Regions from separate parts of the Homo sapiens genome. Here region 2 is linked to region 1. Evidence: chromatin contacts called from ENCODE Hi-C or POLR2A ChIA-PET data. All regions are on one chromosome and are shown on one strand. Each heading gives the region's core, a stretch centred on a gene start or an enhancer-like site at or near the end of the contact. The rest is flanking DNA. Distances are from core to core; before and after follow the strand shown. Region 1 holds the start of GIMD1 (GIMAP family P-loop NTPase domain containing 1). Region 2 overlaps LOC105377356 (a long non-coding RNA gene).

Region 1 (6,574 bases), core at 2,266-4,765:
CATCTTCTATTCTTCCTTACTTTTGTATAGCAGGTCCTTGGTTTTTCAGGAGTTACATGATGAGCATTTTTTATGCTCCTGTCACCCTGATTTTTCTGCTAGTTTCTTGTGATTATACATATGGCTGGGTTTTTTTTTTTCATTTTTAGAAACATGCACAGTTACTGAAAAACAATGCGTGTATCTGTCACGTAGAAGTATCTTTTCTAGTTAAAGGAAAAAATCTTCATTAAAACCAAGTAACTATCTTTCTGGGCTGTAACAGGGCCTATGTCAGTATGAGCTGAGACTGAACCAAAAGAAGGGTAGCATTTTTACAAGTTCTTCTTGAACAGAAAAGATCTGTTCACCATTCAGTATAAAGTTTAACTGTGGAGCTTCTAATAGACCTGGTGTCTCTGAGCTCAGTGACTCATTGAGGCTCTTGAGTAATACTAGTGAAGTCCAGCAGCTAAATTTAGATTGACTCAGACTGAAGAATCAACAGATTGAATAGAATAGAGCAGCTCAATGAATAGTTTCCAGGAATTGTTAGGAATAGTTTCCAGGAATTGTTAGTAATAGTCTATACAGGGCTGTGTGGACTATTGTTAGTAATAGTCTACACAGGGCTGTGTGGACTATTGTTAGTAATAGTCCACACATCATATGCACACACACACATGTACACACACGTACACACACACACACACACACAAACTCCCAACTCCCTCCATCTCCTAGCTGTGGTCATGTCCAGGCCTCTTATCCAGCTCCTCTCCTTATTCACAGTTGAAGACTGTGAATAAGCCTCCAACTTAGTGACCTATAATGAATGAACAAGCAAACAAATTGGAATAGACCACCAGGGAAAGGTGGCATGTGTTATTTATGCTCAACCTGAGGTCCCTATGGTCTTCTTTTGGCTAGAATGGAGCAGTCACTTATGCTACAACTGATAAGGCAAGCAAAGAATCTGAAGTTCTGAATTGTTTCCCTATGAATAATGCATAACTCTCCCTTGAATGCTCACTATGACTTAAGTCTTATGAAACCCCCTCTTTTTCATTATACTACTTTGGCACTTAATGCATTGTCTTTTTCTGGTTTGCTTATCTAATTTTCCTCTTCTAGACTGTAAACTTTCTGAAGGAAGGGCTCATGTCTCATTTACCAGTAATTAAGCACTGTTTAGATGCTCAATAGAGTGTTCAATGACCAAGTCAGTGAATGAGCACCCATTTCCTGGTGAACTATAAGAGATTGTCCCTTTGATGCTGAATGGATGCAAGTCAGTGTTTAAGTTCAACGGTTCTACGACCTGACTGTTTTTGAGAAATACATGGAAAATTATGAAAATACAGATATGCAGGCTCCACTCCTGAGATTCTGTTTCAGTACGTTTTGGATCAATCTTCTTTAACAAACAGCCCAGTTGATTCTGATGCAGACAGTCCAGGGACAACATGTTACAAACTTATTTGGGTTTTTTGTTCTAGGAGTTTGAGGCTTGGTTAACCTCTGAAGTTTAATATCTCAATTTTTTTTTCCTACAAACCAGTTGTAAAATGACTGATTGGGTTCCTCTGAAGGAGGTCATAAAAATGACTTGGGAAAATCAAATAATTTTTACTGACAATTCCTAGGTGACCAACACTTAGTTGTATAAATTATTATGTACTATATTATTATATACTAATAGTATAATAATAATAATATTATTATTATTATTATTATACTATTAGGATAATGTCCTCCAAGAAGTAATAATGGCATTAGTGTAATTGCATCTTAGTATTACCTGGATCATCTGGACTGGGTCAGTTACTTCCTGCCCACAGAAAGGCACATCTGCTCTCTGAACCAGGAGTGCAAGGTGGAGACCCCCTTGCCCGAAGTGATGTGCCAGAGCCTCTTTGACTTCCTGTTTCACATACTTCTTGCTCAGCCTGCTGTGTGGATAACCTGGAGTGTCCAACACCTGGACCTGCAGGGCTACCTCTAGCCCACCTCGACGCATGAAGCTGTGGAGGTGACAACTGCGGCCCAGGCTACAACATGTGGTCACAGAACAGGGAGCAAAGCTGCTGTGAAAGTCTGTGCTTCCCAGCAGAATGTTTCCAGCAGAACTTTTTCCACTCTGAGTCATGCCAAAGAGGGCCAAGTTGATGATCATCTTGTTGGGGTCTGTCATGGCTGTAGGAAAACAAAGGCATAGCACGCATAATTAGGCTTCTACATTCCCCCAATGTAAGTTTTCTTACCTGGCCTGGTTGCACTCCAAGTACGATTTTAGATTTGTTTTCCCTTCATTCGTAGTGACTAAAGCATGGAGGAGGACTGCTCCACTAAAGTGGAGATCCCCCAGTGACAGAAGGGAATGTGGAATAATTGTAGTTTACAATGAGAAGGGAGAGAGAAGTCAAATACAGATAAGGAAGGATTTAGGAAACAGAAAAAATCCCAAATTACATGAAGATCATAAAAACCATGTTTAAGAGAAATATGTTAACTCATCAATGTGGTAGGTGAGTTGGTTTAGGAAAAGGTGTTGAAGTTCCTGAGCTCAGGGGCAAAGCTAGCAGTAGTATTTAAAAGTTATTCACTATTGGAGAAGTAAGAATAGAACAGTAGAAGAAACAACCCTTCTTGCTTTCTAACAACATCCCCCATCTTCCCACTTCCCGACCCACTGCCTGAATACACAAGTGGTATCTGCAAAAAATCATCCTTCCTGATTTCCTGAATGCTTCTTTCCTATGAAATATGAATAATGTTAAAGAAGACTTCTGTTTCTGCTTACCAAATTTTTTTTTTTACAACCAGGGAACATTGGTGAAAATACAAACTACTTGTAATTTCTGTTATAAAATAATTAATAAATCATCTCTATGTTCCATTAGTGTAAGTGTTGGCTCTTTAATAAAGAAAGTAAAGCCTAACATATTGGGCAGCTCAGTTAGAAGGGGGGAGAATCTTGGGAGAATCTATTCCATGTACAATACCTGTACAGTGGCCGATCCTTTGTACACTGCATGATCCCCCATAGCATTTTAAGGTCATTAATCATTTTCACTAGATTTATAAGCAGAGTTACTTGCCAATTGCTAAAACTGCCCACGCTACCAATTCAGAAATAAAGACATTTTAATATTGCATATTTATTATTTTTGCCTAGATCTTGTAACTTTATTACACAGTTTTAAGTACCGCAGGTCCTTCTTGTCCTTTAATGCCCCTCACTCCATTATACCCACACGCTAACGTGAACACCTTGAAGGAGCTTCATACCTCCATAAAAAGACACTCATTTTGCGGGTCCCTCCAGTTCACACCAGCTCTCCCAGCTCATTCAGTGGTGTCAACTGCAGTGAGATGCAGTCAATTTCTTTTTACTCCTAAATCAGGGTGTAATGTTTTTAGAAAATTAATTATTCAATCCCAATCCATTTGCTATATTTCGCTTACCTTTTCCAGTCTTGAAAATGCTTTCTCCACAAAGACGTCTCTCGCCCTGGCACAGTTGTTCTTTCATATGAACTTTCACCTTCTGATAGCGTTATTGTACCACTCTGGGACTGACACCGTATGTATTTTATTTAGTTAATTTATTGCCAGACAGCCTCTTTATAAATGATTAGTTGTCTTCCCCTAATCAGCACTGACTTTTTTATGACACTTGACAGACTTGTAATTTTAATAGGTACAGAAATATTCTATTTTTAGTATTTTTTTATTTTGTGCATTTCTTATAAGTAACAACTTATTTATAGCATAAGGAAATGCAATATGGGTATTAAACAGAAATTAGACATTCTTTAGCAATGATTACAATTTTTTCATGATCTACAATTAGATCATGACTTCACATCAGTATTTAGTTCATAATACTTTTCAAATTTTTAAAGATAATTCTTTTTGCTATATTCATATAATAAAAAGTATTATTTTATCCTAATTTATGAAACCACTGGAATGATTATATCAGCACATGTAGCTTTCATATCAATTAATGATAGTATATTTAAGGAAAGGAGTAAAATTAACTATAACTTGAAGTCAAATACATTTTTTCTTAAAAACTTGAGTTTTATTTTCTTACTGAAAACTCAAATTTTATTTTTTCTACTTCTTAGTGTATTACCCATACTGATCCAAAATACTTTCTTGGTGCTTTTAGTAGTATGGTTATAGTCTGATTCATCTTCTCTTGTATTTCTCAAAAAGTCGATGAAATATGTATTTCTGGGTGAAAGAAACTTGGAGACATCTGGAGTGCCTTATGACTTCACGGGCAGAGAGTTAAAAAGTCTTCTTCCTGTGTAGCTGTGACAAGGAAGGCATGAACTGCCTTCCTTCATCTGATAAACACATTGGGCTTCTTGAATGAAGTGGAAAGAATCTCCCCCAGGTGGCAGTAGCAGCCTGTTTCCTAAGAAGTGATTTTTGAGCCAGGATTTATTTTAATTTTTCTTCCTTAAACTGTAAACGGACATTCTTCAACCATCTACATAAACACATATTAATTGTGTTGGGGATTTTTTGAAGAAGAACAAAGCCAAACTTTCTTTCCTATGTTCCTTATAGAACACAGCAAGCATAAGCTCTTAGTTTTTCAACCACCCCCCTGCCCGACTTCAAAGTTACAGTTTAAATCATTTGCTGAATGCAACAGCTGACTGTTAAAAAATAAAGTTCAGAATTCACGAGCATGATTATAAGTTCCAGTAAAATTGAAATTTTTTTGATAATTTTTCATAAGTCTAACGCAGGTTTTAGATTTGAGTCAATTTAGAGGTCTTATAGCAGAATAATTTATTATTAGATGATGTTGAAAGATTGATTTTTTTGAATCAAGGTGAAAGAACAATCTGAAAAATTACATTTTCACCGACTTGGCTAAATATGATGTAGTAGGGATAAAAAATGTATTATCTTTTAACAGCTGGCTGCCAAATTTCTCTTAGGAAGGATACTGTCTGAGAAAATTGTTTAATTTAGCTACTTGAGGTAGAAAACGGGATCCTGAGAACAATAGCTAAACTCACAGAAAGTATTGTAACAGCCAATCTGCTGGCGAAGGGAAAAAGCCAAGAAAAGAGTAGAGAAGATCAGGGTATAAAAGGAGAGAGGGAGTGAGAGACATAAAATGAGGAAGTGAGAGAGAGATGCAGGGAGGGAAGGAAGGAACAGACAAGGAGAGAATGAAGAACTATGACATTATAGTAGGGCAGAAAGCTAGATCTCTCAGTTTTGTAAATGTAAAGGGCTAAGGAACTATTTTAAAGTCAGCCACATTTACAGTTTTCTTACATGAAGGTGGCTTTTTATTTTTGTTTTGTTTTTGGTTTTGCTTTGTATTTTATTTTATTTTGATGAAAATTAATGGAAAAGTCTAAGTTATACTCCTGTGTTAGCACAGGACAGGCACCACAAAAGTTGGAGATTGTGGGATGACATCTGAATTAAAGTAATTTAGAAGAGGCAGGAAGTTAAAGCTAGAAGGACACTAGTCCCCAGGAACTTACAGAAATCATTAGGAGGACATTTAGACTTTCCACAGTTGATGAAATGAGATATTTTGGTGTAAAGGTGACTCTAGCTGACAAGCAACTATTGTATTTCAAATTTTATATATGTACACACACATACATACAAACATATGGGCATACATATATATTCACATGCATATATTTATGCGTGTTTGTATATACAAGTGTATATATAATTTATAATTTACATGTCTGTATACTCAGGAAAATTGTGTCTCTACTCAAATGAGTTTTATTGCAAGTAGCTCTTGATATAGCAATTTGATTAAAATGTACTTTCACAGTTTTAGACAAGTTCCCATTTTCATTGGCTTGAATGGTTAATCCTTTGCTCTGAAGATATTTCTTTTCTTAATAAAGAAGACATTAAGAGTATTGACCAGATTTTGTGGTTAGGATGATCAAATGGCTTTAACCTTGGATAACACTTAACCAAGTTGAGAGGAACACTGATAAGCCAGTTATGGTTGGTGCTGACTTGATTAACTCAGTCTGAGATAGTTTTAGAATAAGGCATCAGATCTTACTGTTGGATGTTTTAGGACACTGGTCAGCAGTTTAAATTTGGTGGACAGATGGTCTTAATTTGAATGCAGTTTGAAGGTTCTTGAACCAATGAAGAATGGCCATGTCTGGACAGAAATATTTATGGGAATATAAATCTTCAGCCTAAGCTTGGTTGGTTGGTCTTTAGTGAGACTACCAGTCACATCCCCATGCAGGAATGTTCATGATGTTTTTGTTTGGTTTTGTTCTTCTTGTTTGCTTGCTTGTTTGTTTTTCTTCTGAGTATTTTGGCATATAATTATTCAGATTATAAATATATACATTATAAAAAGCATTTAAAAATACAGAAAAGAATATAGAAGAAAATAGAACCACTTTTAAATCTTAATTTCCTGGGGACCATAAGACAGTGTCTCTTTTTGGGGATTGACACAACAGGTACATTTCTTTTTGCAATCTACCCATATACTCCCCCTATTTACTCCTTTTCTTTAACAATCACTGCTGAGAGGAATCACACAATTTTGATGAGAGGC
Region 2 (6,990 bases), core at 1,962-4,461, 220 kb after region 1:
TGTCACAGCTGGCAGGTAGGATGGAAAGTAAAGTAGGTTGAAAAGGGTCTTGTGAATGGGGTGGGGTGGATGGATGCTGGGGAGGTCAATGGAAAATATTGCATGTGTTCTATTTCCCTCCAAAATGATGGCAATTTATAAGTTTTATCTCTGTGAGCTTTTGCAATTTTGGAGGGAGGGGCAGCATTTTTGTGGTAATCCTTTCAAATTGTGGCAAGTATTTTCTCTTCAGATTTATGTAAACTAGTTCTGTGGTTTCCTTCTGAAAGTTCATGAAGACTCTGCCATCTGTTTGGTAAACTTATCCTTTCAAATATCCATAAGGTACTGACTTCTAAGACCAAGATCTGGGCATGGATGAAAACCAAGCCATTTGATGCATGTAATGGGTTGATGTAGTTAGAAGTAAGATATTCTTGTGCCATAATATTCTTCTGAATATGACAAATGTACATGTTATGTACATGGACCTTCAATGGAGGTCCTTCCAGGAAAGAGCCCTTGAGAGAGACAAAGATGTTTACTAAGGACTTAAACTAAAAATGGCAACATTTACAGTCCAGAAGGGGCTTAATCCTGACCTGACTCTTTCCAAGGATTCTGAAGTTAAAATGAATGGAAAATGTTAAAATATATTTTTATTCCAAATTGAAAATACTAGCTTTCCCTTCTCTTCATAGAAGTTATCCTCCTTATGAACCTTAAACTTGAAATTACAGGAATTGTTTTCTCAGCATTACATGATTTTATACACTTACAGAAAATTCTTAGTGACACTCACCTAAGTGCCACTGGAGAGATGTTTTAAATATTTGCTCTTTGCTTGCCAGAGATTATCAGCATTTGACTCTCAAACGTTGCATGTGAATATTGTGAATAAGAATATTTGAATTATTCCTTTGTAAGGAATTAGGGACATTAGGATCTGTTTAGAGACACCAGAATGTTCACTTGTTTTAATTGCAGTTAAACATAAGGCTAAATGTCCTGAAGTTGTTGGTGCTCTAGGAAAAGTCATCTTCAGTACAAACTCTTATGATTTAGAAAACTAATCTGATTATTATTTTTTCATAATCAACATGCGGTTTAGCAAGCAACTGTGTGTCTTCATGTGGTCTCTGGAACATATTTTTGGTTTACTTTTGCTTTTTGGATATAACTTTACATTTAAACATGTTGATAGTAAATCAGTATTGAATATTATTTTTAAAACACTTTTTAAAAAGTATTGCTTTTTAGCCATTGTATCCTGAGAACCACATATGTTACCATCTGATGGAAAATGTATTCCCAGTGGTGCATTGCAAAAATACAAGACCAGTTTTTTTTAAAGCAATTAATAAAAAAAAATCAGAGCAGACTGATGGTTATCTCTATAATATAGTCATTTCACCTACTAGAATTGTGTAATATTCACTTAGTGGGTGAGAAAGCAATGAAATTAAACTTGGCCTGGAGGAAAGAGCACATAATTCAGATACTGGTTGGTACATCTTTTATAGTTATGCAAACGTTTTGCATTCTTAAGGGAGTGACAATTACTGATCTGATTGTTAAAACTTAGCATATAAACTTTAGTAGTGATAATTGTGTTATGGCATTATCTACTTTACCTCTTCACATATTTTTTTTCCCTACTTTTATTGGAATCTGTGAATAAGTGACTAATGTTAACATTATCCATCATCTTTGTTATTTTAGAAAACAGATCTGGGCATGCTGTTGTAAAATATGTATTAGATGTCCAGGAATGTGACTTCAAAAAATGGAGCTGAACTTTTAATGAGTAACACTAATGTGTTTTCTCAATTTACCTTTAAATTGCATTCTTTAATAGAAATGTTTAGGCCAGGCTCAGTGGCTCAGTAATCCCAGCACTTTGGGAGGCCAAGGCAGGTGGATCATGAGGTCAGCAGCTCGAGACCAGCCTGGCATGGTGGAAAACCCTCTCTCCTAAAAGTATAAAAATTAGCCAGGCATGGTGGCACGTGCCTGTAGTCCCAGCTACTCAGGAGGCTGAGGCAGAAGAATCACTTGAACCTGGGAGGTGGAGGTTGCAGTGAGCTGAGCTTGCCCTACTGTACTCCAGCCTGGGTGACAGAGTGATGCTCCATCTCAAAAAAAAAAAAAAAATTATATCCATGTTATTCTATATTTTTATTGTCTTTTTTTGTTATTATTGTTGGTAGTAAACAAAAAGATTTAGACTAATGTGGAAACTCAACCAAAGGAAGTATAATAGAAATTTTTGTCAAAACACTTATCTTTAAAAGTTAATATTCTCTTTCCTTTTAAAACAATTCTTAGAGATCTACATCTACATATATTTCCCCTTTTGGAAAGTTATATAATAGTTGAACAAATGAAAAATGTTTGTATTTAAAGTAAAATGCAAAAACTTAAAGCAAAAGACAGTCAAAGTACTTATTTATCTTTAGCCTATTTTTAAAGTCCCAATTTGATTATGTAAAAGCATAATGTTTATAATAGCAACATTTCATAATAAAGTTAAAAATATTATTCGGGAATACTTATTCTGAAAATCCAGAAACTAAAAATAACTAGAAATGTTTTTTAAAAAATAGTTTTGAAAAGTGTCATTGTTTGAGTCCACTCCCCAAATATTAATAATTTAGTTATACAAATAAACAGATTTTTATTTCTAGGATTTTTATATTTTATTTTAACAATCCTTCAAAATTACCACAATTTTATAACTTCTTGAAATATATCCATATTGAATATAAAATAGAAAACTGCTTAATTGCTGGGTTGATGCATGGTGTACAGATAAACAGTTGCCCCTCATCCCCGCCATTACATCTTCTACATGGATTGAAGTCTCCCACTCAACAGGGCAAAGGGTCATATAATATTTAACTATAATTAAATATATCTATTTAAATAATATTTTGATGAAAATGTTTCTATCATTTTCAGCCATGATCAAGCAAAGTACGATACCCAGAGGGGAAAAAAGTGCCAAGGAACATTGGGTTATGAAAACTTTGTAAACTTCCTAGCAACCATTCTGGTTCTTACTATTGTTGTTTGGAACAATAAAGAATGTGCTGCCAAAAACCATGTTCTAAATAGCAAAATGGAGCTTTGATTTACACAGTGTAACTTATTTAGTTTCACATGTTGTGTTTTGGTTTGCCTCCCGACATTCTTCTGGCAGAGGTAATGTTTTATTCCAGTGTTTCAGGCTTTCTCTATGAGGCAGATATCCTTGTAAAAGCTGTGTGACTCATTCTCTTTTGTGAAAAGCACTCATCATCAAATCCTGTGAAGTGTTCATCCAAACACTTACAATTTTACAACCACCATCTAGAGGACCAGAAGTGCAAGTTAATACAATACAGTGATTTTACTGGCCTCTTAACAGGCTTTGGGATAGAGTAACTGTTTTCCATTATTTTGAGTATGGAAATGCATAGCCTTTTGCCTCTGTGAAGTTGATTAAACTTAAATTCCCTACAGGTACCCAGAAAGTCATTGTGTCATCTAAAGCAAGCCTGCCTAAGTAAAGTACTATATTATCAAAAATTACAAGAAAATGTAATGTGTTCCTTTGACCTATGTACTTGAGGTATTTTCTTATTCTTTTATTGAATCATTCTTAATTATAGGGGTCATCCTCTAGGTTTTCCTTAAAATGCATTTGTTATATTCAGATGATTTGCAGGTGTCTGCATGCATTGTTTTTTACAATAGAAAGTGAATAAGCTTAAATTTAAACATGGTCAGAGCTTCTTGGTACAGGTACTGTAAAATGCTAGAGCAAGGGATTTTGAAATTTATGGAGTTGCTGATTTGGGTACACAGTGAGGGTGATATTGATGGCAGTGCTGCAGAATTGATGAAAGATAGGAGAAGGAATTCTCCAAGTAAGAGTTGAGGTACAATCTCACATGAAACTAAAGAAACAGTATTTTGACCTAGTTTCTTGCTAGTCCTTTACCTTGAAAGACAAGCTTTGTAAATGAGACTCAAATTAGACTAACTACTGCTTCTCCTGGAATTTTACTTCCTTTGAAAACTGAACAATTTCCTATACCCCAACATAGCTGTTCTATATCTTATTCTCTGGTAAGCTCTTACCCAGTTTGATTTAGGCCAGATGAATTCTTTTCTTAACCAGAGCTTTCCAAACTTTAACCGAATCAGATGCTTGCTATAATTCAGTGCTATGAAATCTTCAAATTATATGCCACAGCATCAAGAATAGGGTGATCGTCTTGCCCCAGAAATATAATTCCTCTAGTACCAAAATGTAGAACTTACAAAAACAGAAATAAGCTGCTGATTCTGAGTATTTTTTATATTTTAAAAATATTAAATTTTGGCCTCTGGTGTGTCTGTTGAAGTGCCATTGAAATAAAATGAAGGCACATGTCTTTGCCAAGCAGGGTTTGGCATCTTTCTTCTGAAAACATTTAAAAGCACTTGGTTCTCATTGTATATATTCTGTTACATGCATATTTTCCATTATGTTTTGTAAAAGAATTTTTAAACTCTTGAATCATTTAATCAGACAGTGCAAAAGTATTTCTCAGCAACCACCACATGAACTAAGCACTTGTGTGTACATGTTGAAGAACAGACATGGTTCCTGCTTTCCAGAACCTTGTAGTTTAAAGAACCTTGGAGATTTAAAACCTAAACCCAAACCCAAACCAAAATGCGAGAGAGATATCACCCATCCTCTTTCTGTCTGTTCATCTATTTATCCATTTATATATTGATAGATTGAAAGAACAAAAGCCAGAGGTGGGGTTGGGGAGTGGGGAGAGAGAGAGGAGAGAGAGGAGAGAGAGGAGAGAGAGAGAGAGAGAGAGAGAGAGAGAGAGACAGAAGAAAGAAGAAAGAGGGAGAACTACAATTTAATTGCACAAATATTTAGAGGGTTCAAAGATGATGTTGGAAGGCTGGAGCTCGTAATTGATGCATACACATCTATGCTGATTATAGAATAGATTTATAAATAGCTTTTGGACATTTCTTTCTAAAGAAACCAATGATCAGTTTCCTAAGAATTTCTGCCTCTTGCAATTTTTTGGCATCTAGAGCTGATTCTGTTTAAAATGAGGCACTTGTGACACTTTGAATGCACTCTGGTTCTGAACAGGATCTTGAGCCTGTCTTGAGTCTCCTACCTTGAGCTGCCACCTCACTTTGTCATACTCTGTCATCTACCTTCTTCCTAGTGAATGATTTATTTTGAAGTTTTTGTTTTAATTTTCTTCTCTCACTTTAGCTTTAGATTGATAGTCTTCCTCTCTTGACATCTGTTTTGCCTCACTGAGAAGGCTGTCCAAATGTAGCACGTTACCGTGTTTCTTTATTATCTTTATAGAACAACGGGGTGTAGATGTGTGACCATAATTCAAGAGGCTTGTTGCAGGGTGCTAGAAACTTGCTGGGGAAAAGTGCAGTACATGAAGGATGTTGGAAAGCAGACAATTGCATGGTGTGGCAGGAAAACAAAGCACAATGCACTCAGCTCTTATTTCCCAGCAAACCTCCAAGTTGTCTGACCCTACCAACAGTGTGGAGAAGTTTCCTGAATCTTCATTCTGTGTAAGAGAAGAAGCATCTCATGCTAACCATGGTGGGCACAACCAGCTGAGATCAAGTGCTTTTCCAGGGTCTTCCCTATGACTCCTCGACTGGCCAACAAAGCTGCTCTTTAGCTACCATTGTCTCATTTTTGTTTGGTGGTTGAGATGCAATTTTTATTAATGTGGCAGAGAAAAATGTCATCCTATGTTGAATAAATAGTTTAGTAGCCCTTAAATATTTTTTAACTGAGGAGTTAATGTTAGATAGAGTTGTAACAGGCATTTACAAAGGTAATATCAAAGGATACTATCAAAATACTTGTAAGAAGCTTGGGTCCTTGAATGACATGCCACTTGTAAGCATATGTTAGAGATAAGCCCGTCCCACTGGTAAGTGCTGTAAATTATGAAAGAGACACTTACGCAGTCTGGCAGAGCATTTTCTTGATAACAGTTTTTAGAATTAAATTCCTTATAAGTATTAGGTTGGTGCACAAGTAATTGCGGTTTTTTGCCATTACTTTTAATGGTGAAAACCGCTATTACTCTTGTACCAACCTAATATAAAGTTTTGAAGCGTTTTGGATAACATTGGCATTATTAGAAACAAGTTATGTGGCATATAATACAACTTCCTATCTTAAAAATTGAGCCAGCATACACACACACACACACACACATATACCCCCTATGTATTTAAAGGTACCCTAATATTTATTTTTCTTTATCATGAGGAATAAGATAGTATATAACCTCAGTAGTCATGGATTTAACACTCTTGGTTTTAATGATTTGTGTAGGATCTTTCAAGTTCATGATGTGTTTTAAATCAATGATTTTGCTGAGGTCTTCATTGATTTGCATGTTGAGACAGGCTTCACATGTAGGAAGAAAACATTTGTCTATAAATCACCTAGATGACCACCTAATATCTTCATTGGGTCATGATATGTACTCTCTACTCAATCTCTATAAAATAACTCAAGTAAATTGAAGTGAGAACACTGTCATAGGTTTTGGGCGAGGGAGGGTGTGTATAAAAATGGCCCTGAAAAGAAAGCCAATTACTAGTTCTTATGATGGATAAGAAGAAAAAGGATGAGGTTTATAGAAGTTTTTTTTTTAACTAGAAAATAGAAATTTTTGATAAATTAATAAATGGAATGTTAAATTTGGCAGTAGCCCTAGTCTATATTATGAACCATAGAGCATTTTTTTTTACTTTATGGAAAAAATGATATGATCATATGGTCTTAGTAAACTTAGAGACTTTTGAAAGCCTTATAATTATCTCTTAATTTGTAATTTAATTTGAATTTAAATTGATAATTTAAAGTAGTTGGTTTAACTCTTCTGATTTTCAAGTTTAGTGGAAATTATATTATGCTTACACCATATGCCACACAGGACATAGCTAACCTGGCCT

What was found. Hi-C counts contacts between places; a loop is a spot of excess contacts on that map. ChIA-PET counts read pairs that join two places held with the same protein, here RNA polymerase II (POLR2A). Pooled maps may share reads with other maps.
Region 2: a loop to region 1 is called in a map of mammary epithelial cell, with 4 times the contacts of the local background. The contact joins the enhancer-like site here to the promoter of GIMD1 in region 1. A Hi-C loop is called at or near these places in 5 of 168 maps with a recorded cell type or tissue (Caco-2, aorta, ascending aorta and 2 more) and 5 of 50 pooled maps. POLR2A ChIA-PET finds 5 or more read pairs at or near these places in 1 of 52 experiments (BJ).

Annotation. Positions count from the first base shown.
Region 1 is chr4:106,365,263-106,371,836 of GRCh38, forward strand. GIMD1 (GIMAP family P-loop NTPase domain containing 1) reads right to left here and starts at 3,516. Exons shown (of 3, transcript NM_001195138.2): 1 at 3,448-3,516; 2 at 1,781-2,175. The coding sequence starts at 2,173. RefSeq lists an enhancer at 4,248-4,297.
Region 2 is chr4:106,584,545-106,591,534 of GRCh38, forward strand. All of the region lies in intron 1 of LOC105377356 (a long non-coding RNA gene), which reads left to right. Among named protein-coding and RNA genes, the nearest start is that of LINC02173, 150 kb to the left of the region's middle. Within about 2 kb of position 3,212, at least 2 of the 41 ENCODE cell types and tissues checked have a DNase peak (open chromatin) inside an H3K27ac peak, as active enhancers do; they include endothelial cell of umbilical vein and mammary epithelial cell, where a contact is called at or near this core.